Linked DNA regions of Mus musculus: all the other regions are linked to region 3. Evidence: chromatin loops called from intact Hi-C (ENCODE). Cell type or tissue: left cerebral cortex. All regions are shown on one strand. Region 1 overlaps Adgrv1 (adhesion G protein-coupled receptor V1). Region 2 holds the start of Lysmd3 (LysM, putative peptidoglycan-binding, domain containing 3). Region 3 holds the start of Arrdc3 (arrestin domain containing 3). Region 4 overlaps Adgrv1 (adhesion G protein-coupled receptor V1). Region 5 overlaps Adgrv1 (adhesion G protein-coupled receptor V1). Region 6 overlaps Adgrv1 (adhesion G protein-coupled receptor V1). Region 7 overlaps Adgrv1 (adhesion G protein-coupled receptor V1).

Region 1 (4,000 bases), 490 kb after region 3:
AGGTTGGGAAGTGTTTGATCTATTTCTATCTGTACAACATGTAGTCACAATATTCTTCTGAAAGACAACCCTTGCTCCAGTTGCTAGTTCAAAGCAAGATCTAATTTTGATTCTATTATTTAAACTCTTGAAACTTTTTTTTGTTGTTGAATTAGCAAAAGTAAAGAGAACAAGATCCAGTCAGATTAATGAGTAGCCAGAAGTTCTAGCTAAAGGAAAACTATCTCTATTTATAACACTTCATCTTGCTCTGCTTCAATTGACCTGAAATAGACAGGTAACAGACAGCTTGATGATGATGATGATGATTGATAGACAGACAGACAGGCAGACAGACAGACACATAGATAGTAGATAGATAGATGGTAGATAGAGATATATACATACATGTGAACACACATACATACACACACAGATATGTATGTATATACTTAGATAGATAGATGATTGATAGATAGACAGGCAGACAGAGTTCTTAGTTAATAGCATTTGGGGCCCTAGACATGTCTTTCCTATTTTAACAGTTTCAATGCCACAGGTCAAGATACTTGGGGAAGTTAAGTCCTGTCCTACTGGAAGGAGACAGGGTTTTGGAGTCATATATGGCTTTGGGTTCAGTCTTGCATGCAGTGATCCTTAGAAAGTCTCCAAGATGATAGATACTTAAAGTTAAAATGACAAGGGCTCAGACTAAGGGAAAGTCTTTTAGGAGTTGTGTGCAATCTGGATCATTCCTGAAAAACAGACATTGTACAAAGACATTCCTGAATGTTGCGGCGTGATAAACAGCCCAACTTTTACTGAATTCTAGATAATAGTCCTAAGAGTTAACATAAAATTCTCTTCCGCCTTCATGAAGAAGAGAAAGATGAAGTTAAAATCCATGCACATCCATTAGCTGACAAAAATAAGGTAAAAACCAAATAAAACCACGTAAGTGTTTCAACTTCTGAGCTAGTCACATAGACCATGGTGAGTCAGTAGAGAGGCTTCACAGAGCTTGTGCCACAGCCATGCACATGAAGGGTCTCTGGACAGATATCTTTATTCAGTTTCAGAAGATGAAGTTAAGCCATAGACAAAAAGAAACAGAAATCAAGTGTTTTCCTGTTGGCAAGATTTATTAATCTGAGCAAACATGGTTATCTTTCTGTTCTTTTTTTAGATTTGGGGAGTTGCTTTTCCCGACAGAAGCTCTGGAATTGAGAACCCCGCCTGGCAAAGATGCCCTTTGTCCCTCCTGCCACCAGCCCGCTCAGGGCACACAGGGCAATGTGACTCTAAGATAAAAGTTCCAAAGATAGAAGTAGATGTTTTCCCCAGGAATATCTGGCAACAGCATGAAAGGCTGTTGGCTATGTTTCCCACCACATTGGAAGAGAGTGCTCTCACACCTTGCTGCTTAAGCGTTTCCTTGCAGATAAATGAGAAAAAACACAACTTGACACTGAGGGAAATATACTGCTAAAAATATAAACCTTTTCTCAAAAAGTCTGTGATATTTCAATAAGCACAATTTTCTATATTAATAGTAGGCAGGTTACTATTTAGCATAAATGTCGTGGTGGACCGTCTATGGCCCCTGCATTTAAAAGTAACTGATGGGTGGGACAAGGTATTTCTACCAAGGACAGGTAGATACAAGCTTTCGGGTGTTAATTTGCAAATTTGTTCGCTGCAATTTTGAATACAAGAACAAAAAAAAAAAACATAGCTAGAGACTCACAAATGTTTTTTTGCTATGCTATACACTCTGTAGCTAGGCCAAAGAAATCTTTGAAAGGATCCTTCAGTTTTTAACCTTACTCCAACTCTGCAAGACTAACTTTGGTTTTGGGTGGGGAAAAATCCTATACTGCCACCTGCTGGTATATTGTAGTCAATGCCACTTTTTTTCTAAATTTTTTTTTTCCAAAAATGTGTATTGATCATATTTTCCCCTCTGACTACATCCCTACCCATCTAACTTCAATACAAGAACCATCTATTAATTCTTTTGTATCCACCTCCTATTCAGAATATAAATATAATAAAATATGTAGTGAATTAGTAATACAATATTCTATATGTTTCTAAAATTAGAGAACAAGCAAACTTAGGCACATTTCCCTGACAATATGATTTACAAATACATTGTACCATACTCCTTCAAAATGAAGGGATGAGATACGGCTCAGGTGGTCGTGTTTGCCTAGCATGCACAAGGCCCTGGGCTCAATTTTCAGCAACATCCTCAAAGTTAAAATGGCACAGGGCTCAGACTAAGGGGAAGTCTTTTAGGAGTTGTGTGCAATCTGGATCATTCCTGAAAAGCAGACATTGTACAATGACATTCCTGAATGTTGCGGCGTGATAAACAGCCCAACGTTTACTGAATTCTAAATAATAGTCTAAACCAGTCTGATGACGCAAGTCCCTAATCTCAGTATGCTGTACATGGAGACAGAAAGAGTAGAAGTTTGAGGTCATCCTCAGCTACATAGCAAGTCCAGGGCACCCTGTGCTACAGAAGAGCCATCTCTCTGTGACACATATGTACACACATATGCATGCATGCACATGCGCGCACACACACACACACACAAACATGACAATCAACTAAGTCTTGATAAGGAAAGATCTTGGCATGCCTGTCTTCCCCATATTCACAAGTCACCCCTATAGGTAAGTGGAGACATTTTACTCCTTAAAAAGAACCACGGTCCCAAACCCTTGTTTGTTTGTTTGTTTGTTTGTTTGTTTGTTTTTTCATTTCTCCAGGCAATTTAAACTCTAATAATGTCTACTCAGCAAAGATGCAGGATCCAAAAATAGGAGATCCATGTCTGGAACTGTAATGGTCCCAATAACACAATTCTACAACTCATACTATAAGTACTTTAAAGTTTGGTCAATGTAAATAAAAGCCAGTGTTCCTGTAAACATTTCCATTTCTCGTTTTGGAGAATCTGACATTTTTGGAAAGTCCTCACTTTGGAGCAGGAGAGGCAGCTCAGTATTCAAGGGCATTTGCTGCCCTTGCAAGAGCAGCCGAGTGGTTCTCAGTACCCAAGCTGGGTGACTCACCACAGCTATGAATTCAGGTCCTCGGAGTGCAATGCCACCATCTCTCTGCTACATTATACAGTTCATGTGCATATCCCCCACTCCCCATACAGACATAGTAACAAAATTAAATCTTTTAATTGAAAATAAATTCTTCTACAATACACCCTTACTACGGTTTTTCCCTCCCTTCACTCCTTCCAGCCTCCCCCACCTCCCTTCTTCCCAGCTACATCCCCCACTCTATTTCCCTTCAGAAAAGAGGAAGTCTCCAACAGCCAAACTGCAGACAACAAACAGCCAAACAGGACAAAAGAAGAAGCAGTAAGACAAGTCAAAAGCCCTCTATCAAGGCTAGACAAGGAAAGCCAATAGAAAGAAAAGAGTCCCAGGAGCAGACCAAAGAGTCAGAGACACACTCACTCCCACTCTTAGGGTCCCACAAAAACACTAAGCTAACGGCCATAACTTATACACAGAGGATCCGGTGTAGACCCAAACAGACCCTATACTTTGCCGCTTTAGTCTCTCTGAGCTAAAAAATAAAATATATCTTTAAAAATCTCTTGTCTAGTCAAGTGAGAAGAACATTCACTTTAAGTTAGTATTTTTAAATATCCAGGCAGTTGGTAAATAGATTGAATATTTCCTATGGAAACTCTACCAACTGTATGGCTTCTGACGTGAAATAACTAAACCATTACATTGGGTAAAAATAAGCTATTGAAACATTTTTTTAACCATAAATCATCCCTTACATGATTTTATGCCATATTGTTTTGTCTACTCTAAAAATACACTGGGAATGTACACACCTGACTAATCATTTTTCTTAAAATCCATGTTAAGCATAATGTGAACCAGAAGCCAATATTCTAACATATAGATTCTGGTCTTTCTTTCTCATCCCCAGACATGAGCAAATTTGTCTGCTAGCATGCTGAGGAATTATCTA
Region 2 (4,000 bases), 780 kb after region 3:
TCAACTGAACAATTTTAACGGACAACATAGCAGATGAGATCTGAAAAAAAACCTACTACTTTTGGCCTTCGGATTGCTGAGAACACCCTCTTTTCCAAAGACAAATACTTGTTCTTACCGGCCAACTTTCTGGAACTCAGCCAACATTCGTGGCTAACTGCTTCTTTTGTATAGTCTAATAATAAAATATACACATAGTGTGCCCTTTTGGTAAACAAATACTCGATTTTAGTTAGATACAAACAATCATTCAAAAGCTTTGCAGATCTCGTGTAGGATGTTTCTTCAAAGCAAACAGGTAGTAGTCCTGAAGAAATGCTTGGAATTCGTTCTCCCTCAGACTCTCCCAAGGATTCCATGGCCTATTGACATTAAAATAAGAAAAGTAACCTACTTGCAAAAAGACGGTTGCATTCCATTAACATTCATGAGGCCTGAACAGCCGAGGCCCTACACATCAAGAACGGAATATATCCTTTGTCTCCTGATGAGAAAATGTCTCCGTGATAAATGGTTACAGACAGCGGTGTCACAGGGGCAAGAGCTCAAAGAATAACTTGGGCAAACTTTTTTTTCCCCGGTTGTCTTTGCCTGGAGTTCTTTGTAGCATTGTTCAGCACAGTGCCTTGTCCTTTCAAGTAAAAGGCGCTTATTGCAATGTAAGTAAAATCCCAGTCCTTGCAGAGGCACTTCTCAGAAAACCAACCGACCAAGGAACCAACAGAACAAACAAACAAACAAACAAACAATCAAACAAAAAACCCTTTGGAAATTGGAACAGCGTTCCAAAGGCTTTATAATTACTAAGTATTCGGACTGTAAAGAAAAGTGTGGTACGTCTTTAGGCAATGTTGACCTAAATGGGTAAGCATTTAGTCAAGTGCATTGTCGGTCGTCAGCACAAAACACCAGGTGCACCTTTAAAATGTCATACATCATTCGCATAAATACAAACACTGTATTTACCACTTCGGCAAATTTCTAAAAAAAAAAAAAAAAAAAAAAAAAAAAGTCAGAAGAGAGGTATTTATTTCACTGCCATAGATAGTGCAACACCAATGGCGTCCTGTTAATTTTCAAATCCAAGTAGGTTAGTTACAAGTTGTTGACAACTTTGTCCCATCAAAGTGCAGCTCCAGGGCACTGTGAGCTTAGCTTGGCTAGGTGGCTCACTCTGCTGACCTACAGACCCAAGGCACTCTGCCTGTCTTGTTTGCTGCTCTAGGGCTCGTTCGATATGGTAAAGCACGGCCCAGTGTTTTTGCTTTCTTCTGCCCCACCGAGAAGAAAGTGCCAGATACAGAGCATTAAGAAATGCACAGCGGCTCTCCATTGGCTCTTCCTCAAGCATGCCCTCCGCTCAGTACGTTTCTTAGCCAGGAGGACCCGTTGGGTTTAGATTCACAGACTGCAGGAGTCCAACACGGCCCGGCGGCCCCCGGACGGGCGGGGCTAGAGGCGGGGCTGAAATCAGGCCCCGCCCCGGCCGCATCGGCGCGCCTGCGTGCTGGCGTGGGCCTGCGGTTGGCCGCGGGGTTCTGGGTTCCCCGCCTCCGCCCGCGCCCTCGCACCTCCGCCTACTCTACGCGATGACGCACCGCAGGTTTGCGGACGTGGCGGCGGCTGTCGGTGCGGAAGGCGGGGACGGCGGCGACGGCGGCGACGGTGGCAGAAGCGGACCCAGACACCGGAGAACCTAGAGTCGGTCATGAACGTCTCCGGGGCCGCGGCTGTGGTGGAGGACATAACCGTGTCGCCGCGCCCCTGCTAGAGGACAGGTGACGGTGGCTGTGGGGCGGGGCGGGGCAGGACGTCGATCGGGGGGTCACCGTGGGGCGCTGTCCCCGGTTCGGGAAGGACTCTTACCTCCCGGTTTTGGGCAGCCCTTTCCGGGCCATTCTGCCTGTCCCCTTAGCATCTGCTCCGAAGCGTCCCAGTCTGACGCGGCGACTTAGAAATCAGAGATGTAATCTTTGCGGGGGACGTCCGGAGGAAAGGGAAAAATAAAAATAAAAGCGAGTGGAATGGAAGAGGGAGGAAGTTTGCAGTTGTTGCTTAGGTTTAAAATTGGCCCTGGAGAATAGGATCGGGGTGATTCTGTCCTAAGTGCTGAACTGGCTTGTGCCCTGTGAGTCTTCTCTTGCTCCCTGCCGAAGGTCAAGACCAAATATTAATATGCAGCAATTAATATGTAGTACCTAGGGATTTGAGAGGTCGCTTTCCGGTCTAGACCGGGTGGATGAAAACATGCTCACGATACCCATTGATGATCACTTTCAGGACGTTTGTCAGCAGTGCAGTATGCAACATGTTCTAGTTTTCTGAAGCCATAGATTCCATAGATAATTCAGAGAGGTAAAGAGAATTGAGGCTGATGGCTTTGATTCCGTGTACTTTCTAATCTTTAGTAGATTGACATGTCATTACCTTACTGGGCCAAAGTGCAGCTTGGCACTTGGATTACAGATGAACAGTCAGACCGTAGTGTCCAGATTGTTTATTTTGCTTTCCTGTCATTTTAGAGGAATAGAGACAGATGCGCGAAGACGGGAGTCTTTTGATTCCTGATTAAGACATGGTGAGGGAAAGACTGATAGAAGAACACATTGTTTCAAATGGCTTCTGGGTATTAGTCAGTAATTTCAGAGAGCTGTACTAAGAATGGGAGGGAGAGCGCTTTAGAGGGATAGCATACCTAAGGCAACGTAACCACCCATATGCATTGCTTTAGATCTAATCTTTTCTGCTTTTGATGGATGCTTTTGAGGATCTGAAACAGATACTTCCTGAGGTAGTACATGTATGTATGTATGCAACTTGCTACTGGTTCCACAAAACTGACAGACATCCTCTACATCTAAGATGTGGGCTTTTTATTTTGTTTTTAGAAAAGACCTAGATAAGGGAGTGCAAGCGTCCTTGTAGAAACAGGTGTGCTCCTTACTTTAAACTGAGATGTGAAACGTGGCTCTCATTTAGCTTGGATCTGTCAAATTTGGAGTGGTTTTTGGCAATAGTTTAGCCCCTGTGGGAGCAGCTGAAGCAAGCTACTAATATAGCTGTTAATAAATTATCTAAATAGAGACTTTTCAACTTTTAAAGATATACAGTGTCCCTGTAAAGCAAGGTCAGAAACTGGATTTTAAGGGCTGGATTTTATGAAATGAAATAGGTATGTTTTTACATAGAGAATATCATCTTTTTGTTGTCTGAGTTTTAGTTGTCTCCTGCCACCCTCCCTTGTCTGTTTGTTTTTTATTTTAGTTTTCGTTTCTTTTCATCCATCCTTCTAAACCCATTTTGCATTCCAGGATCCATGCATAATTTTTTGATGGTTTCTCTCCTCCCCCTCCCCACCCCCCGCACTGCTTTTCCAAGTTTGCTGGAAGATGTTATCTTCACTGAGATAAACACACTTGTGTGTTTAACATTTGTTCTGCTGTCTTTGAGGAATTTATTATGATTGACCTAGTTTGCTTTCTGTTGCTGTGATAAAAACCATAACCAAAAGCAACTCTTATAAGGACATTTAATTGGGCCTGGCTTACAGGTTCAGAGGTTCAGTCCAGTAAGTCAAGGCAGGAAAATGGCAGCATCCAGGCAGGCATGGTGCAGGAGGAGCTGAGAGTTCTACATCTTCATCTGAAGGCTGCTAGCAGAATACTGGCTTCCATGCAGCTAGGATAAGACTCTTAAAGCCCATGCGCACAGTGACACACCTACTCCAACAGGGCCACACATTCTAATAGTGCTACTCCCTGGGCCAAGCATATACAAACTACCACAGTGGGTTTCTTCGGCTTATACATCTCCATCCATCCTTGAGGGAAGCCAAGGCAGGCACTGAGAGACCGTGGTGGAGGATGCTGCTTAGTGGCTTGCTTTCCATAGCTTGCTCAGCCTGCTTTCTTATACAACCCAGGACCATCAGCCCAGAGGTGGCATCACAGAGGGCTCTTCCATATCTGTCATTGATTAAGAAAATGTTATCTCAGTTCCC
Region 3 (4,000 bases):
ACCTGCACAAGACCAAGCCAAGCAAAATCCTAGCCTAGATTAGAACGGTGCTCTGTAGTCTCCATCTCTTCCTGGGGAGCTAATGGCTACTGGAGAAGAAAGAATCACTCTTTGGTGGGTTTCTTTGGGAGGAGCTTGTGTCCCACAGATAAGACAGCCTGACACAAGTCTTTCAAAGTCCAAAATGATAAAGCATTGAAAGTCTGACAGATTTTCCCAAGTGAAATACATACATAACTATAAGGAGTCAGGCTAATCCTGAGTAGGAATTTCTGATGCATCTTCTCTCCTGTAAAATATGCTGGTTGACACAGTTGCTGCAAAAATCAAAAGGTTTATATTACAAAAATAATAAAATAAATCCAAGTGCCAGTTATGTGTGAGAATTTACCAAGCCATAGATGAAATGTGCTGTCTCACAACAAAAGGTCACTTGAAAACATCTTCTAGAGTAGCACGCCCTCAACCAACTTTTAGACTTAAGTCACCTCACCTGCAAGTGTCCCATGAGACACTCTCTTGATTGATTTTAACCATAACTAGTCAAGTGAAATTCTCCCCAAGCAGGAACAACAGCAACATGAACAGTGAGCTGATGGTGGATTAAGATCATCTCCTGAGGATGTTCAATGACTGTAAGTAAGGGTAGTTAACAACGGTAACACTAACCGGATGCGTGAAACCCTCCACAACGCACATAGAAAAGGTGGCAGCCACAGGTAACGTCTGGGTTTTTATTATATTATTTTTTGATATTTTCTTTGTCTGTCTTATTGGTGGCTACTGTTTTTGTCTGTTGTTTGTTTGTTTGTTTGTCTTGTTTTTAACAGGATCTCAGATAGCCAAGACTGGACTTGAATCCCTGATACTTCTGCCTCTACCCCTACCCCCAAATCTAGGATTACAGGTGCCCCAACCATGCCTGGCTTTTAGAAACCTCATTATCAAGAGAGACTACTAGGTGACGGGAAGGGCAACATTCCCCTAGTACAAACTTTCAGTCAGTAAAATGTGAATTTCCTAGGAGCCGATTCCTCTTGGTGACTCTCGCCTTTAAATTACATATTGGCAACAACAAGCCAAGCCAACAAAGGGGGCAGAAGATGTACTTGACAGGAGGAGAGACTTAGCAGATGAGTAGGAGGACAAAGCATATGAGATGTAGGCTGGGTTGCAGCAGGAAAGAGCCTTGGTGTGAAGATGAATAGCTGAAATCTAAATCAAAATACAATAGTGTCCCAGTGAAACATCAGAGAAGCCCAAGATAGCACGCCACAACCCAGCACTCCCAGCTGTCTCAAGGGGAGACATTTTGAGTCTGCAAATGCAAAGTTATTAAAATCAAAGAGAAATAACATACAAAATTTGACCTAAGCATAACATTTCTTTTAGAAATGAAAATATACACAAGTACTTAGAGGTACCAGCATATTTGTTTGTTCGTCATGCTTTTGTGGCTTCAATAACTAGGAGGGGAAAGCCAAATGAATCAAATATACTTGTTTACACACTTGAGGAATACTATGTAACAAAACCTCAAAAGGAAAAGGGGACCAAAGGGAAATAAATGCAACATGGGTAAAAATTATTGGTTAAGGTTTAGCATGTGTCCATTACTAAAGTCTTTGAGAAGTCACATTAGACTAATAGCAAAGTAAATCTAATGAAGCAAAAGATCCTAGGAGCATCAAATAAAAGAGGGAGCAATACAGGGATGGTGTTGATTCCCCATTAGAAACTTTACAAACTACAAACAATACTAGGATCCTTTTCCATTAAATGCAATTCTCAGGCTCTTACATAGTGATCCTTAATTTTCAGAAATGTGATACAGTTCACAGCACCCACGTAGCCACGTTCACATCTATAACTCCAGTAACAGGGAGTCTGAGGCCACCGATCTTCTGGCTTAACAGGTTCCAGAACACACAATGCGTGCTCTTACATAGATATACATACATAAATAAAATTTAAAAAATAATGTAAATTCTCGTTGTGCCCACTTTTAACTCCACTCCTTGCTCAATCTTCTGTGGTGTCTAATGCTGAAATCCACCTCATACTGAAGGAAACTTGACATTCTAGCAAAGACGTGGCTGTTACCACTAGGGGGAGAAAAACACCAATAGTATTTGTTACCAACCCTTAGCCCAAGGGTTAGACACTTTACCTGGATTATCCACCAGGTGTCAACCAAGAGAAGAAAGTTGCCCCTACCCCCCACCCCGGACCAAATACACAGATGTGTAATTTTATGCATAAAAAGCTAAACTCTTCTTGGCTTTTCCAGTAATTATTCTTCACATAGTTATATTTTAGGTTTTTTTTTTCAGTTCAAGTGTCAAGTTCAATCTAACTAAACATGTAGATTTTTTTTCTTTTTTAAATAAAGAAAACAGCAAGATGAATGTGTTTAGTTTGTTGTGATTCGACCTATCCAGATTTATCATTCAAAAAAAAAATCTAATGTTTAACTATGGACAACCAACCCCCCACATTTTTTGGTTAGGCATAATACAGGATTTTATAACATAGCCCTGTTATGAGGTTATGTTGATTGTTAATGATCTATTACCCCCTAAATCCTGGTGATGTTTATGACTGAGTATTTTACTCAAGGCATTAAAAAAGGAGAAATGTGCCTGTATTTAAAGATGCAGCACGGCAATTAGCATGTTGAATTAAAAGTAAGGCTTAACAAAATTAAGCCTCACTTATATAACAAATCATACTTAAAAACCAAAAACCACCTTATATGCTTTCCTAAGGCTTTTCAGTCTGTTGTAAACAATGTCAGCTAAATGACTATGTTCAAACCGCCTCTTATGAGGTGGTAATTAGGGGTGTGAGCTCTATTCTTATTCCTGATACAGGAGTTGTAATCGAGTCATTCCCTGCAAAAGGAGCAAAAGGTGATGTCTTGAAAAAGGACTTTTTCTCCCTTCGAGGAAGTGGTCAGGCCTACACACTACACAGACAACTTGATTGGGTTTGATGCTGTAGGAGCTGAAGACGGGAGCTGCCTGGAGCATTGTTCTTTGGCTCCTCAGGCCTTGGCTTAGTCCATTGCCACCCAGCCTACAAAGTCCTGCTTGCTTTTGTTATTTCTATCCAAGTCAACAACGCTTTCTTCTATGAACAATATTTGTCTGCTTTTTATTACGTTTCTTTTGAAATTCATTAGCTCAGACTCGGGCCACCAACCGCTTGCCCAACTGGTTTCTCCCCTTCCCCCACGGCTCGCACGTCCTCCGGGTCCGCGGCCCAGGCGCACACTCCTGGCCTGGCGCCGCCGGGTCCCTCTGCTCAGCTCCGGGAGCGCGTGCGGGGCCGGCGCTGCGGCCGCGGCGGGGGTGGCGGGGGTGGCGGGGGTGGCGGGGGTGGCGGGGGTGGCGGGGGTGGCGGGGTGCCCGCCTGCCAATCGCAGCGGCCCATGCACCGAAGTCGGCGGCGCCCGCTCCACACCTACTGTACCGGGAGCGTGCGGCAAGAGCCGGGCGCGCGCCGCGCGGGAGGGAGCGCGCTGGAAGGCTGGCCGCAGTCGCAGCCTGCGCCTGCGCACTAGGGTTGTTTTTCACAAAGCTGCTCTTAAAGTGAGCTGGCAGCCTCCAGCCGCCCGTCTTTGTAAGGAGACCACTGAGACGAGCAGGAGCGTGGAGCAGCGGCTTCTCTGCTGCCCTGACTTTTTAAGAAATCTCAATGAACTATTTGTAGACAATCACTGATCCTGCCTGCATGATTTTTTTTTCTTGCACGGCAAAGACACCCATCAGTGTTAAGTGAAGATCACATCTTATATGCGATCTTGACTTTTTTTTTGGTCTTACATTATATTTTTATAGATTTTGTTATAATCATGGTGCTGGGAAAGGTAAAGAGTTTGACAATAAGCTTTGACTGTCTTAATGACAGTAATGTCCCCGTGTATTCTAGCGGGGACACTGTCTCAGGAAGGGTAAATTTAGAAGTTACCGGGGAGATCAGAGTAAAATCTCTTAAA
Region 4 (4,000 bases), 430 kb after region 3:
CAGAGAATTGAAACAGTGAGGGCTTTCGAATGCCAAATCCACAAGATCTAATTTAAAGGAAAGATCTCAGAGAACCTTCAGAGGTTTATGGCTTGAGCTGAGGTCCACAGGAAAAAATACATATGCAGAAATGTGTAATGAATGTAATATTGCTGACACCTGACAATAGATACTTGGAGACTAGCATGTTAGCATGTATAATAAATCACCACAAGTCACAATCTTGCTTGGGTAAGACAGGTGTTGTTATTTACCTGGGCAACTGAATGAATCAGTTTCACAAAAACCTTAGCTAATGCACCCATCGTGTTCGCCATTTGGCCCTCAAAACAAGTGGATGATACACCATTCTCGCTATCTGCATACTACAATCAGCAAAGAGCCTCGGCAAAGTTAAACTTCCTCATGTCTGGATAATTATAAACCTTTTAAAACCAGTGTCCCCTCTTCCACCCCAGCCCCATTCAGTGTAGGTTCCATTCAATAAGCTGATAGTTCTCTGACCAAGAGTGTAATCGGCCTATTCTGTAGGGAGTTCTGCTGGCATTCTCTGTTGTCAGGCAGAAAGTTCAGAGAGGTCTTTTTGGAGCCCACTGATTTTATTCTAAAATTCTTACATTCTAAACTCTGGTCTTTCACTAGTCCAAGAACAGACCTCAGGACTTCCCTCATTTTCTCTTTGTCTGAAATTTCTTCCAGAGCACATGCATGGTTTCCTTTCTGATTTCCTTCAGATCTCAAATAAGACTTTCTCAGAGAGACTTCCTCTGGTATCACTGTACACGATGTCTCTATATCTCTCAGTTTCGCACCACAACTTTACCCTTTTTCACAACACTGACTGTGCCCCACTGGTGACCATCCTTGCCTGTCCCTACCCTAGAGACAAGTACCACTAACAAGTTTCTGTGCATTCTGCTGCTGCTGTAAGAGGAATGACAAATGGGCTTTGAAGAATAGTTAAGTACTTAGAGAACAGTACTGATGGGGCAGATCTCAAATGCCAGCATAACAAGTTTAAAAGGCCATGTTTTGAAAAGAAAAACAGCTAACTTCAATTGGAAGTACATTTTAAACATCCAGGGTATGACTATTTCTGGTATCAGTAAGAACTGTAGATTAATTCTGCTTATGGATCATATACTTGGGATCAAATACCACTGTGGGACACCAATGATGAACTGATTTTTCATGGGCCACTACAAATAATGCAGTCTTAGTCACTATCTGTTTAATAAGAGGTTTGAACAGAGTAATCACACGGTACACTCGGGCATTTGAATGCATTGTCTCTAGATGGAGAACTTAGAGATGTAGCTTACCAGGAAAAGGACATCACCAGAGGTAGGTGTTGAGAGTTTATAGTCTTGCCCCACTCCCAGTCTGCACTCTTAGCTTTATGTGTCTGGTTGCAGATGTAACCACCTGGCATCCATCTTCAGCTGCCTGTGTCTATACGCTATGAATTCTCCCTCTGGAGCCGTATGCCAAAATAAACTCTTTCTTTCCTGAGCTGCTTCTGATAGTGGTGTTTCACTACAGCAACAGAAAGTAAATAATACTATACATATGCATGCCTTCACCTACCTGCCACACAGACACAAAGGCACACACACAGAGTAAGACAGACAGGCAGGCAGACAGACAAAATGACACACTAATCCGTCTCTGAGAGGTTTTAATCTGAAGGCTTTCCCTGACAAAAATTGTTTGCTCTGTAATACTACATTTTACTGTGACTGAGTATTCTCATCTGTTCACAACAGACATACTCAAGAATTTACATGTTTTTTGCAAATGAGAAGAAACGGCAAGGTTTACTGGGAACCATCTGGCTGCTGTGGGAACTAGCCTTTGTGAAGAGTACCTTCTAGTGGTCAGATTTATGTAGACTCGGGGAGATGGAAAAGTACCTTTTACTGAAGATGAAGTGGGATGTTTGGGAAATCATGCCTCTAATGAAAGAAAAAAAATCTCAGCCTTGAAAACTCATTTCCTCACCAGTCACCACTTCCTTGAATTCTCTCACCTGCTAAGATAATTACACACAGATTTATCCAGGAGGAAAAATAAGCTGAACTACATTGCCATGCCCGAGAAGGCCCTTCTAGCAAGTGGAAAATTTATGACTATATGAGGAAGGAAAATGAAACAATAAAACAAAACAAAGAGCAAAGTTTTAAAAGCCTGAAGCATGCCCGCCTGCGACTTCAGCTTTACACAGCTGATCATTTGGGACAGCTATCGTCACCTTGGTGACTTCAAACAGTTTTTGAGATTTCAAGTGCCCCAATTTATATGAAGCTGATTGCTCTTTTTCTCAGTCAATGCATAGCAAAGGATTTTCTAGCATGTACATAACCACACTGGGATTTCTTTTGGTTAATTGCTTAGGAAATATGTTTAATCATGAACTCTAAGTAAAGCAGGGGTGGACAGCCCATGGAAACATGTCTCTTAAGAGCCTAGATGGCAATTACAACTGCATGCCTATTCAGATCTGTTCTTTACTTACTTATATCACATAGTAACCAAAAGATTCTTCCTTACTCTTCGTGACTGTATATGATTTGAGAATTCTGAAACAATCGTATTGAATTTTGAAGAAGTGCATCAGCTAGAGACTTGAACTAAGAAGAGAGGGTTGATTCTATTGAAACAGAATGCATCTGCCTCCGCTAAATGAGGTAGGTCCGTTCTTCAGTGCTGACATTTTACATAGCTGGTCCATCCCTTCCGTGCCACCACTCCTCTAGCTCAGTCCCCTCCCCTCACCAATGACAATGACGTAGTTTTGTTTGTCACACCAACCTGTTCAAGCTTTGCTTTACTCTTTAGCATCTCAAGCTGATGTTCCATTTTACTTTGCCAATACATGCGAGAGCCTGTGTGTGAGCAACCTGCATTTACTAAGCTATTTGTTCAGCAAGGGGTGTTCTCTGCAATATTTCTTTCCTACCAACAATTATCCTTTCGTGCTCAGCTCAAGATCACCCACCCCTGCCCGCTGGGATAAAGGAAGTGGCCCCTTCTTTGAGCTTTCAAAGCATTATGCATTGAAATGCATTTTCATGCATTATGGATTAAAGTTGACACCTGCAATGAGGTTCTCTGTTTACTGTGTTTTCAAAGTCAGGTTTGGTCCTTCATAGTGCCAGCCTAGTGCCAGCTTAATGCAAGCACGCAGAGGAGAGTGCTGCAAGTGTTTACTGAATGCAGTAGTCTATGCTTATGAACAGACTCTTATTTTGAGAGAGGTTTCATTAAAACCCAGGTAAACAATTTCCACACTGGACGTGAAACTGCAGTGTCTCCCCATATCCATTACATGTGGCCCGTTACACACAAGAGCAGACTGACAATGGTAATGCAACTTACAGCCATCCAACGACAGCAGCATTTGGCTTCTTTTTAAATAATTGAGGAAACCTAAAACACTTAGCCCCACAAACACACAAATTTGCTGAGAAGAATGATACTTTGGGTACAGTCCTGAAAATCCATTATAGACACACAAGCACAGTGGAAGGGTGTGTCCACATGCAGGTCAGAGGACTGGGGGAGAAGGAGCCTAGTGAGCTGAGTCTAGGAAAAAAATAATGAAGCTGGAACTCCCATTCGCTGTGTCTCTTTGTTCTTTATTCAGAAAAGTAAACCCATCACGTGACCTTGACACGTGGTCATTTGGTTAGATTAGCATTCAAAATAAATATTGACACCAGCATTCCCAATAAAAAAATGGAGCACATGACTAGGATGTTGCTTCACCAAAAAATTCTCATCTCTGTCTTCCAAATGTCATTGTTAGCACACGTGCTCCTTCACTGTGGCTTTTCCAGATGAGCCATATTAAAGAAAGAAATTCATCTGCTGTAAGCAGAATATGGACGAACAAATAACCTAAAGATTATTTCCATAAACCTTATACCCCAGAACTGGCATTACAGTTGGTTGTAAGCTACCGTGATGGTACTGGGAATTGAACTCTGGGTCTTCCGGG
Region 5 (4,000 bases), 210 kb after region 3:
CAATAATAAAATAGAACAAGTACCATTAAATCACACATCTACAATGAGTGCGCTTTTGCAGGATGTCTGTCCCACAATGTTCACTTTCACTCTTGGTTTGATTTGCTCCTTCCAACAGGTGCTTGGCTCACAGGTGTCTCATTTCAGTCTGTGTCAAGACCTTGTGAATGGCAAATAGTCTCTGCTGTCTGCACATGAGGCTTATCTGGCCTGGCCTGGCACCTGGTTTCTAAAAGCTTTGGTTCTGTACTTTTAGTATATAAAAGGATCACATTCAAACATGGACAATGATCCAAAAGAATCAAGAATATCACAATGGGCCCACCTTTTCTCTCCACGTCCCTTTCCTCTTCCCTCCCTCTCTCCTTTCCTCCCCCCCTCCCCCCTTCTTGTGTGCTTATAGGATCAAATTACCATATAATCCATTAGAGCGGAATTCAGCAGCGTTGCTGGCATTCATAGTATAATTTGTAACGTTTCTTCCACCATCACTTTTTTGTTTGTGTGTGTGTTGGTTTCCCAGACAGGGTTTCTCTGTGTAGCCCTGGCTGTCCCGGAACATGCTTCGTAGACCAGGCTAGCCTCAAACTCAGAGATGTGCCTGACTCTGCCTCCTGAACTCTTGGATTAAAGATGTGTGTCACCACCGTCAGGCCAACTACCTCCATCATTTCATATATGATGTATGTGTATATACACAGACACACACACACACACACACACACACACACACACACACACACACGTATATACCCTACCCACATTTTCTCAAATACTGAAAGCATTAAGAAGTAAAAATAGTAACTGACAATTACCTTTGGAGAGAGTGTGAGTTTTAGGAATCTGAGAGAAAACACTGCCATTGAGATGCCTGGCGCATGAAACGGGTAGCACCCTCTTTACCCAACATCAAGCTCAATGAAGTCCAGTGACATTAGTGCTCATTAGTTTATGGCACCCTGCCTTCCATTTTTATGGATTTAAACCATGTTTGGCAGTTGCATCCATCCTATCATTCGACAGAGAGCCGGGCAATGCTTCAGCTGAAGGATGATAAATCTGTCACTTCCAGGGAAATTTAGTTCTAGCACCATGTTTTCCAAAGTTCTTAAAAGGGACTCTAGTCCACCAGAGAAGGTGTCTCTGCTTTATATACACTTTGATTTTGTTGTGGTCTTTTTTCCTTCTACTTATAAAAATAATCTGCTTATCACAGTTCAATGTAAGAAGGATGTGGGGAGCATTGAGAAGAAAACAAATGTCAACCATTATCAATAACCCAATGCAGGTTTCATATAACATCTAACTATATTTGACACCTAGATGGAGCACTGTGGTGCTTTAACTGCAGCTTCAAGGGAAATCATGAGGAGAACAAAGTTTCTTAAATTTTTAAATAATATCATATTTTTTTGTTTGGGATGAAACTTAGTTTTCTTAAAAAATATGTAAGAGCTCTAAAAGAAAAGGTCACAGAGCATTCCTCAGGGCAACTTTGTTCTCCTTCCAGCACGTCTTCTGGAAACACAGGAAACGAAGTCATCTTGACTACAGCACTACTCTGGGAGAGATTTCCTCATCTCTCATTCCAAGACAAAGAGAGACTAAAAATCACAAACTGAGAAAATTTTCTCCAAAACAAACTGTACTGTTTCAATGGACCGCCTCTCAGTTTCGTGAGCGAGTGTGGTGGAGTTATTTTTAACTGAGGACAGAACATTCACTTTGGAAAGTGCTCAGAACCTTAAATTTGTTGAGAGCGGAAATCTATCTTGCTGCAAAAAGACCATCACAATCTCAGGGCCCCATCCACCCTCAGGTGCAGAATCATTCCCAGGCCACACATGAGAGCTTTCAGGACTCAAGATCATCTAGAGGGAGAGAAGTGTGGATGTTGAATCCCTACAACCACTCATGGAGGAGACAGGCGCCTGACATCTTCTAGATTCCTACTTTGTATTTTTGCCCCCACACATTTATTCATAAATAATGAGGCTGGATGCTACCACCTGGATTCCAATACTTTTATTGATGATTATTTTCATTAAACCATGTTAGCCAAGTTCGGATGATCAAAAAACAACTAATATTTTTGGATAATGTATATCCTTGTACATTACAGGAATGATCGGATCTTTTATTATAGCAGTCTTTTTTAAATTGCACAAACACTAAGCAATGCATAACATAATAATCACTTCTGTGTTACTCAGTACGATGTACAGGTCTCTACTACATGGCTGTAAATGCCTACAGAGTTTAGTACAAAAGCCAAGGCAATGAGGAAACTTGTCCTCTTTCTACTGGAGAGTGTAAATGGGACTCTCAGAGGTGGGTGTCAGCAATTGGTATCCTTCTGAGTTCTACAATCTGGGAGTCAGTCAGGGTGCCTCCTTCCTGGCTTCCTTGACCAGATTCGTTGTCACTGACACTGAGACCAGCACCTGGAATCAAAAAGAATAAACACATAAACTCAAATGATTAGTGTAATAAATTCTGAATAGTCAAGTTATATTAAACCAAAACATCTTATTTATATATTAGTGAAATTCCAGGCTACTTATTTGGAATAAACAACAGATAACTTAAAATTATGGTATACTTTAAATTCACACAACTTTGGTAGCTTTTAAAAGTAGAAGTTGATTTCTTTTTTGTTGTTGATGATGATGTTTTGTTTTATTTTTGTTTGTTTTCCCCGAGGTAAGGTTTCTCTGGCTATCCTCGACTCAATTTGTAGACTAGGCTGGCCTCAAACTCTGCCTGCCTCTGCTTCCTGAATATTGGGATTAAAAGTGTATGTCACCATGCTCAATGTAGAAATTGATTTCTAGAGCTATAACTTCTGGTTCCTCATGTTTTTGTTTTGTTCTGAGACAGTGTCTCACTTTGTAGTCCAGGCTGGCCTTAAATTCATGGCAACCCTACTGCTTCAGGTAGAGTTCTGAGATTCCAAGAGTGAGCCACTACATGTGGCTTTCTCTATCTCTTTTCCTTGCTGACATGTGATGGACAGGTAAAATTTATGATAGAGAATGTGATTTTTCAACTAAGGGCTTACCAAAATAGAAAGCCAGGCAAGCTAAGAGACTTTTTCATCAATGAGGTAGAAAACATAACCACCAATCCATTGGTTGCTATGCCAAAATAATTTAAAACTATATCAGGTCAGTACTTGTTCTTTTCTTCAGTATGCAGGGACTGTATTAACTCTTGTTTATTTTCTTTTTCTACAGACACAGGCACACACATGTGCACACACACACTCAGTGAGAAATGAAGAGTACAGATGTGGTCATAGAGTGTGCTGGTACCAGGCAATAGCTCCCAGTGCTTCCCCCTCTGATGGCTATTCAGCTTTGCAGAATGAAAGTCAAGTAAGAAGCCAATGGCTGCAGTAGTTACCAAGTCCCTCACTGTGAGGGGGGAGAAAGTAGTTCTGCTGGTAGCTATGGGTTAGTCTTAGCTTCAGAATAACCTATGTGGAGAAAGAACCAGGAGCCTATGTCAACTCCTTCTAACTAAGCCCTACCTCACCTGATCTTATCTGTCCTACCCTCTGACTCATTCATTCCTATGTTTCTATATCACATAAAGTGCCCATCCCTGCTCAGAGCCCCTGGCTCTTTCAGGTTTTTTTTTTTTTTCCTGTTTTCTCTCATGTCTGTTTTTCCTACTGTCTGTGTCTCGATGTTATCCCCGTTGTACCACCTCTTGTAGGATGCACTTGTAATCCTCTGTGCCCTTCAGAGGGCCATTTGTGCTCTTCCTGTGGAGATCAGTTCAGGTGCTGCCTTTAGTTCCTGGCCTGTATCACAACCTTCCTGTTGTTCTGGCTCACACTCATACAAAATACTTGGTGCACTATGGGTATATCTTTATGATGTGTATTCTGCAACCACGCTGAGTCCACCTTCATCACCTTGGGACTGGGCCTCTTGGTGCAGATCCAGTGGTCTTCACTGACATCCTTTTTAGAGATTTCACAAAAGATGGAACA
Region 6 (4,000 bases), 270 kb after region 3:
GTGTAAACAGAGCCCAGTTACTAAGAAGACTCTCAGACAAGACCAGCTTCCAGGAAGAAGCAAAAACCAGCTGATCTGCTTAAAAGAGGTTTAGGGCAGCTGAGGCACCTGAGAACAGTCTCCTACCTGTTGGTTGAGCTACCTGCAGATTGTGCAGTGTACTTCAGAATCCCTGCTATTGTGATCTGTCACTCATGCTAGAGTAGACCTTGGTGATGCAGCTGTGTTTGGAGTTGTTTCTGCTCCTGTCAATAACCCCTTACCTTTATCCTTTAAGTGACCTCAATGAAACTCATTGGGTTCACCAAATTGGACTTTGGTGGTACCTATCCTTTGTCTGTCAAGGTTCCCTATCTGGGATGTGTTTCATATCCCCAGGAAAATTTTGTCACACAACAGCAAGCTATCAGTATGGACCTTGATCTTAATTCTGCTAGAACTTAGGTATTTAAAGTTGGCCTAATGTCCTACCTTTCCACTTAGAGTACATACTGGTACAGGCAGAGGGAAATGGTCCTTCAGCCTTCACAATACTTGGTGTAAGTGTCACCAACTGTGGCATATCTTATAGCTGATGGTTTACTCATTTCAATCATTGGTCCTACAGGGGTGTGGCGGTCTTCTCTAGGTATTGACAGTACCAGTGTACTTCCACTGTGCCTACGCAGAGGTGCCCATGTACTCTCTAGATTCAAACTTTTAGGTCACTTTGTGGCTTCCCCTTCCTAACCAGATAATGTACTTTGATCAAATGTCATCATGTACCTTGTATTCTGATTAAAGAAAGTGTCTCCCCCTCCTCTTCTCTTCTGCTTTTAAGACTAAGTAGTGACCCATAGACCTCCTGTGTGCTATGTAAATGCTCTACCACTGAATCATATCTCAGCTGCATGATTCTCAGCATATGTATTTATGCACATATCCATTTTATAAGACAGTGAACAAATAATGACTATGTAAAAGCAGTTTGGGTAATTTTATTGAACTATTTTAGTCTGGCTTTTTTTTTTCATGTTGGAAAATAAGAAAAAAAGTGTTCATTTGTTTCATTTGATAATTTTAGAATGCAACATCTTCCCATTTCACAAAAGCTCTGAAAGTCAGTTTTCATTTTTTTTGCTATAGCTATAGCCCTCAGTTATAAAACTTAAACGTATTTTTAAAATTAATTTAAACTTGCCATTATTGGACTTGAGTAGGGGTCAAATATAACTTTTAGTCACTGAAATTTTCTTATATCTAAACATTAAGAGGAAATTGCTTAACCATCAATTCACTGTTCAATTGAACTAATGTGTAGATACACATGCCCCATGTATTTGGATTATTTCTCCATCGTTACCGTCTGATTAAAAACTATCCATAAAGAAACACAGTTTTGCAGTTACTCAATATTGCTGAAAATAAACTAGTAAATACTTTCCATTTTTATGTGTACATGATAAGAAAGTTGTAATTTCTGCCACATTCAAATGTTAAATATTTAACTCCTACCATATTACTCTAAAATGTTGTATGCCATTGTGCACACAAACTCAACTTTATGTAGACTCTTACGTTTTGAACATTGACACTTGGTGCTTTGCATTCATTAAATGTGTATTGCCTGTAAGGCTTGGCTTACCTGCAGACTATTGAAAATGACAAAGAGAACCAACATCCAGAAGTGTCTGTAGGCCATATGCAGTCCTCCCCAAAGCCACGTCATAGAAATCAGGGCGAAGAGATATAAAATCAGAGGAATTTCTGAAAATCACAAAGACAAGGAAATATGTTCAGAATATCGCATGATTAATCACATGTAAACACAGTATTAGTTTGGTCTCCTTCTCAGGGAAGATGGTCTATACCCTAATACCCATCCAGGAAACAACCTTTGAAATCCTTCCTTTTCTTGTGTGGAGGAGGGAAGGCATTGTGCAGAGCCACAGTTCCAGGTTTTCAAATGGGTCTGCTTGCCACTTGGGGAAGGAGAAGGAAGACATTTGTCCCTGCCTAGGCTACCACCTGCTGGACTGTGTGGGAAGTAACAGGAACAAACACAAAGATTCCCAAATTTCTTGAGGTAGCCCTGTGCTCTCCAGTAAGCATACTCCAACATGGCATTAAAATCATGACATTTAAAGTTCTTTGTGTGATACTCAGCTTTTATTTCCTTGAGAAGATAACAAAATGTATTGTGACTGTTCCAAGTGGAGATGAAGTGACTGACTCAGTTGCCATCAGGGGACGTGTTTTCTACCCATCATGCTCTTGTGCAGTTGTCCTGATGGTTTCCATACTAAGTACCCTGCACAATGGGTCCATTGTGCCACTGGAGCTATAAATTGATTTTTATTATTTTTTTGTGTATGTGTGTTTGCCTGCATGTTTTGTATGACCTGCTGAAGCCAGAAGAGGGTGTCAGATGCTTTGAAACTGGAGTTACAGACAGTGGTGAGTCAACTGGTGTATGCTGGGAATTGAACCCGGGTCCCCTGAAAGGGCAGCAGTGCTCTCAACCACAGAGCTATCTCTCTCTTCAGCTTCTCTAACAGTGATTCTGGGTCACAGGACCATGGTCATTTCCACTTGTCTCTGATTTAGTGAGGGAGTGTTATTAGAGTTTTCAGATGTCTTTACAGAAGAGATTTTAATAGTGATACCACAATCTACGTGTACTTTAGAAAATGAATGAAGTCGTAAAGCAGCCATACATAAATATATTTTCATGATATTGAAATGCATGGGGATAGACTAGCACAGGAACCCCCAGGGCAGTCCTGATCATCCATGAACAGCACTTAAAAATCCTCACACACTCTGGGGATTTGAATAGTTAAATACGACTTCAGCAATTAAAATTTTTTATTTTGCTCTGAAACAACTGCAAACATGCACATTAGATGTAATGTCGGTATGGCTACAGGACTTTGTGGTCTTAAAAATTTATCTGGAAGTTGTCAACTGCATCTTCTTTACTCTGTAAATACTACATTTTGTATTTTCTACAAAGATATTTTCTTTTATAGACAGTTTCAAAAATGAAGAAAGCAACACAGAAACACCCTCAAGTTCCGTTTGGTTATTATTTTTAAATTTTAATTTATTATTTGTGTGTGAATGAATTTTTTGTGTGTATGTATGTATGTATGTATTATATATGTATGGTATGTAGGATGTATGTGTATGTTTGTATGTATGTATGTACATATGTATTGAATATAGTATGTATGTATGTGTATATGTATGCATGCATTTTGCTTGTGTGCCTGAGTGAGGGCAACTGCATGCCACAGCATGTGTGTAAGCCAGAGGACAACTTTCAGGAATTGATTTTGTCCTTTCACAGTGGGTTCTGGGTTTCAAACTCAGTCCATCATGCCTGCATGACAAACACTTTTACACACTGAGCGATCTCACAAACACCATTCAGTTATTCTAACAATTTCCTCTGTCCAGTGAGAGCCAGTGTTGCATCGTTGGCATCTCTGTATTCCTTTGAACCCAAATGGTTGAGATCTTTGACTCTGACATCTTGATTTATTACAGGCAGTTTTTCTTGTAGAGTACTGTGCTGGCTAGCTTTACATTTCAGCTTGACTCAATTTAGAATCACCTGGGGAAGAGATTGTTAGTGAGAGATCATTGATATTGGGTTGCCCTGTGTACATATCTACTGGGATTGCCTTGATTGCTAATGTTAATTGATGTGAAGAAGACCCAGTCCACTCTTGGTGGTTCAATTCCCTAGGCAAGGAACCTGGATTGTATAAGAGTAGGAAAATCAAACTGAACACAGGCAAACAAGTGTATACATGTGGCTGTGAGGTGACCAGCTGTCATATGTTCCAGCCACCTTGATTTCTTTTCTCTTGAACTAACTGTGAGAAAAACAAAAAACAAAAACCAACCAACCAAACAAACAAACAAAAAACCTCTTTCTCCCTTGCAGTTGCTTTAGTTAGGGCATTTTATCATAGGAACAGGGATGAAACTAGAACAAGTACTGTAAAATTTG
Region 7 (4,000 bases), 230 kb after region 3:
AAAGGTCATCTGGCCAGCTCAGCTAAACATAAAGCCAGCAAATCTATCTGACTACCTTGAGGATGCTCCAGGCTTACCCAAATCCAGGAGTGACTGACAGGATGCTGGCAGTCAGGTAAGAGGTCACTGCCAGTTCAAAGTCACTAAATGCTCATCAGTGTTGCATAGGAAGTGTCATTAGTCATTTTTAAATTAATATATGTGCAACTCTGTGCCTTCCTAACACATGAAAGCGAATTACAGAAATTTATGAATGAGTTGTATACATCTAGATGTATACATGTAGAGAGCAAACAGCTTGTCCTGTAAAAAGGGACTGTTTTTACTCCTCCATCTCAACGTCTAACTAGCTGATGGGGCATTCTGCTCATCTTGTGTGTGTCTGGAAAGAGCTGAACAGCTGTCACTTGACACCCTGTGTGCATCTCACCTCCTTACCTTCCTGGGAACCAACTCACTGCATAGGGACTCTGCTGATTGCTTAACAGTTAAGCAGAGCTTCTCCATACATGTTGCACAAGAACAGCAAACCTCTCTAGTGCATTCTTCAAAAGCCGTTAGCCCTTCAAATTCCTCACAACATACTTGAACTCTTGATAATTACTCTGCTTCCGTCACAAAGAAGGACACTGCCTTTCTGTTCGAGTTCTGCTCATTACACCCTTCTTCCTTCATGTTTTCCACACGTGCTGTACTTACTGTAAGACTACTGTTCAAAGCCTAGTGATTCTGACAATTTCATTTAGACAATAAGATACCTTAAATTGTGTTTTTTTTTAAATATTTCTTGGTGTTTAAAATTTGAATGCATATAAGAATTTGTCACTAAAATTTTGAATCCACAAAGATAAAAATAAAGATACTCAGCTAATTAAAGAATAAATAGAATTAATGTAAAAGTTTTTCTGAAAACATCAACAAGTGTCAGCATTTGTAAAATGTGCTGTCCCCATGGTTCCCATCATCTCTCGAGTATTGAAGCAATTGGAACTGTACCAGCTGTACAACTGTACCCGAACTGTCTACACTTCTTAGCAATCACCACAGCCCCCCCCCCCCAGTCAGAATTAGCTTTTACATACAGGACCTGAGAGGACAAGGTGCTATGCTATACATGGCTGTCTTTGGAGGCGTGTGAGAGTCTAGACTCTTCTCTTTCTACTAGGGTGACACCTTTTCAGCTGGTCTCTATAACTAAGAGCATTTAAAAAGCAGTGGTGTGCATGCTAAACACACAAAAACAAAACAAAACTCCTCATTGTTGTACTTGTCACATCAGAGCAAGCAGAAACACACATTTCCCTTTGATTCAGGCTTGTCTGTTTTTGGAGAGCATATTAATATTCCAAAAGATGTAGGCCCAGTGAATTGGTTTCAAGTACAAATGATAGTGTGCACATTAATAGAAACAAAGTCTTCCTGAAAACACCCATGCTCATCCAACATTTTTTCTTATACAACTAACTTTTCACATGACTGTGACCTAATTACATTGGCCACAGCAATAGACAAAACAGGAAAAAAATTAAAGTGTCAGCCTTAAATGTTGTGCAATGTTCCTGATTTATTTCGAGGTCACTGGAAGTGTTGAGATGTGTCAGGTTAAAAGCTGGATAAGGAAACAAACCTCATGCTTTAAAACCCATCTCTGAAGACCATCTGTTAAAGCTCTGCAGCCTCTCCTGCTTGTTTTCATATCGAGCCTTTCATGCGCCAGGAAATGTTCTGCCTGCTGAACATAGCTACACTCAAAAACTGCATTGTTTTTGTTCTTAAAAGCATAGAAGTACATGGCAAATATTTTGAGACTTTTAGATGTGCTCCAGGAAACACAAACATGGTTAAAATAAAAAGGAAAGAATGTTTAAATGCAGATTATGCTTAAATTGACTCTTGCTTGGTCTCGGCCAAGCTGTGCAAATATAGAAAGGGGGCCTGCATTATCCAAAGTATTCAGCTGTGGAGGTTTCTGACCTCAGAGGAAAAACAAGTTCCCCTTCCAAGTACTGCACGCTGTGTGCAGGGTCCCACTACAGTGTTGTGTGCAGCAATTTCAACAAAGCACCTGGATTCTCCGTTTGTAGAATGTTGCGGTCACAGTCTACACTGCCGGGCCCTGGGATGCATGGATAAAGGAGCATGATTCCTGCTCTCAGACTGCTCACAAATAAAACAATATTTGACCCCCACCAAGCATCAGGTTCATAAACACCAGCTATCTATACTTCCTGTCATTTACAGATGGCAGGTTTACAGGGAAGCTAATTGTGTCTATGAGTTGCTGTTTTGATTATTTTCATGGTCCTTCTATAATCATGAAAATGCTTTTAAGAGTCTTTAACTTATTTACAGTTGGATTGACTATAAAATTAAGATCCATTCTGTATTTCTTTTGACCCAGGAATAAAAACTTATTAATCAATGTTCTGTGAGCCACAAAGGAAATCATCCATAGTTTAAAGGATTACATATGCTCATTACTCTCTTTTTAAAGAATTATTTATTATTAGTTTATTATTATTTGTTTTCATTTGTTATTATTTATTTCCTTACATGATTTTCTTTGCATCAAGTGCATGCAGAAACCCACAGAGGCGCTTGAATCCCTTAGAACTGGAGTCACAGGGGTTTGAGTTGCCTTGTGGGTGGTAGGGAGCAAACGCAGGTTTAACTACTGAGACAGGTCTCTAGTGTGTTCAGCGTGAAGCAAGCAAAGGGAGTTCAGCTGTTCGCTCCATCATGTCTGTCAGTCCCGAGCTTCAGTTCACATGTTTAACAAGAAGTGACAAGACAGAACTGGCTAAGACAGGAAGTGGAACGTGGCTTGGCTGTGTTGGACTCTCTTCTGAGATCTTTCTCCAATTTCATCAAGCTATAAAGGATCCTGGCTGAGTGACACTTCAGGCTTCCATGTAGAGCCCTGCAACTCTCCTGCCTCCAGAGATAGGGCAGGACAAGGTGGCATCATCAGAATTAAGTTCTCTTAATCTCAAACATTTGTTGTTTTTTTGGTTGGTTGGTTGGTTGGTTTTTCGAGACAGGGTTTCTCTGTATAGCCCTGGCTGTCCTCGAACTCACTTTGTAGACCAGGCAGGCCTCGAACTCAGAAATCTGCCTGCCTCTGCCTCCCGAGTGCTGGGATTAAAGGCATGCCCCACCACGCCCAGCTAGCATTTGGTATTTTAAGGAAATCTATTCAATCGCAAGTTCTTAGAAAGAGGAAATGCTCAGTGCTCTTAGTTACGTTTTGTTTGTTTGTTTATAATATAGTCTCTGACTCAAAGACAGAACTCAAGAAGTAATTAATAAACCAGAGACCACAATTCTAAACTGTTATCAGCAGGCAAGTGTGAGAAGGGGTAAGGACAGAGGTGGTATGTGTTGGGTTTCTTACTTTGAGTCGTTTATAATTATAGCTGGTCCAATTCAGTAATGGGTTGATAAGATTCTTCTCCAAGTTAGTGCTTTCCACCTCATGTGCATGTACAGACCCAGTTTTTCCAGAAGGAGCATGAAGTCAGGGGTTGGGGTGTGGTCCTGCTCCTCTGGTGCGTGTCTCTTGGAAGCTGCTGCTTTCTACTGGGGCTAGGTTTGTTCTTTTCTGCGGTTACTTTTCCTCAAAGGCTTACGGCTTTCACTCCTCCCTTGGCAAACAGAGGAGTGAAAAAAGAGAAACAGAGAAGTCACCATGAGCCCTTCTTTCTGGTTTGAAACTGCTCTAGGGATCTGACCTGCTGCATTTTGAATCACTGGTCACTTGGCAATAAGGACGATAGAGTGTGGGTCAATAACAAAATTGGAAAGACAAACACAAGATTGTGTGTGTGTGTGTGTGTGTGTGAGAGAGAGAGAGAGAGAGAGAGAGAGAGAGGAATTTTATATTTAATTTCTTAATTTTTAAGTCTTTCTCTTAAGTTGAGTTTTTTAAGTGGATCTTCTTAGTTTATACTTTAAATAAGATCTGCAGTTTAATCTGTATAGACACTAGAGAAAGGAAACA

What was found. Hi-C counts contacts between places; a loop is a spot of excess contacts. Peaks named below come from ENCODE experiments on the same cell type or tissue, not always from the same donor. Only the 100,000 strongest peaks of a DNase experiment are listed, where the experiment ranks them.
Region 1: it touches region 3 in a loop (3-fold over the local background); 26 of 42 quality-filtered maps call a loop at or near these places.
Region 2: it touches region 3 in a loop (4-fold over the local background); 12 of 42 quality-filtered maps call a loop at or near these places.
Region 4: a loop joins it to region 3, with 5 times the contacts of the local background. A loop is called at or near these places in 17 of 42 quality-filtered maps.
Region 5: a loop joins it to region 3, with 4 times the contacts of the local background. A loop is called at or near these places in 3 of 42 quality-filtered maps.
Region 6: it touches region 3 in a loop (6-fold over the local background); 29 of 42 quality-filtered maps call a loop at or near these places.
Region 7: a loop joins it to region 3, with 2.4 times the contacts of the local background. A loop is called at or near these places in 3 of 42 quality-filtered maps.

The regions. Positions count from the first base shown.
Region 1 is chr13:81,367,939-81,371,938 of GRCm38, forward strand. All of the region lies in intron 83 of Adgrv1 (adhesion G protein-coupled receptor V1), which reads right to left. Among named protein-coding and RNA genes, the nearest start is that of Adgrv1, 260 kb to the right of the region's middle. In left cerebral cortex, a CTCF peak has its summit at 1,872 (motif pointing left); a DNase peak (open chromatin) is centred at 1,812.
Region 2 is chr13:81,656,159-81,660,158 of GRCm38, forward strand. Lysmd3 (LysM, putative peptidoglycan-binding, domain containing 3) reads left to right here and starts at 1,648. Exons shown (of 3, transcript NM_030257.1): 1 at 1,648-1,778. In left cerebral cortex, a CTCF peak has its summit at 1,783; DNase peaks (open chromatin) are centred at 549, 1,549 and 2,646; H3K4me3 peaks cover 2,077 bases; H3K27ac peaks cover 1,390 bases.
Region 3 is chr13:80,879,794-80,883,793 of GRCm38, forward strand. It overlaps Arrdc3 (arrestin domain containing 3), which reads left to right and starts at 3,629. Exons shown (of 8, transcript NM_001042591.1): 1 at 3,629-4,000. The coding sequence starts at 3,857. In left cerebral cortex, CTCF peaks have their summits at 1,107 and 2,122 (motif pointing right); DNase peaks (open chromatin) are centred at 1,188, 2,099, 3,067, 3,176 and 1 more place; H3K4me3 peaks cover 1,240 bases; H3K27ac peaks cover 1,653 bases.
Region 4 is chr13:81,313,092-81,317,091 of GRCm38, forward strand. The region is part of intron 83 of Adgrv1 (adhesion G protein-coupled receptor V1); the gene reads right to left. Among named protein-coding and RNA genes, the nearest start is that of Gm32639, 210 kb to the left of the region's middle. In left cerebral cortex, a CTCF peak has its summit at 1,868 (motif pointing left); a DNase peak (open chromatin) is centred at 1,827.
Region 5 is chr13:81,093,058-81,097,057 of GRCm38, forward strand. It overlaps Adgrv1 (adhesion G protein-coupled receptor V1), which reads right to left. Exons shown (of 90, transcript NM_054053.4): 90 at 2,011-2,444. The coding sequence ends at 2,326. Among named protein-coding and RNA genes, the nearest start is that of Gm32639, 8.7 kb to the right of the region's middle. In left cerebral cortex, no CTCF peak of the experiment used is centred here; DNase peaks (open chromatin) are centred at 1,675 and 2,286.
Region 6 is chr13:81,153,531-81,157,530 of GRCm38, forward strand. Adgrv1 (adhesion G protein-coupled receptor V1) reads right to left here. Exons shown (of 90, transcript NM_054053.4): 87 at 1,625-1,746. Among named protein-coding and RNA genes, the nearest start is that of Gm32639, 52 kb to the left of the region's middle. In left cerebral cortex, a CTCF peak has its summit at 2,018 (motif pointing left); a DNase peak (open chromatin) is centred at 1,998.
Region 7 is chr13:81,107,126-81,111,125 of GRCm38, forward strand. All of the region lies in intron 87 of Adgrv1 (adhesion G protein-coupled receptor V1), which reads right to left. All of the region lies in intron 2 of Gm32639 (a long non-coding RNA gene), which reads left to right. Among named protein-coding and RNA genes, the nearest start is that of Gm32639, 5.4 kb to the left of the region's middle. In left cerebral cortex, no CTCF peak of the experiment used is centred here; a DNase peak (open chromatin) is centred at 1,675.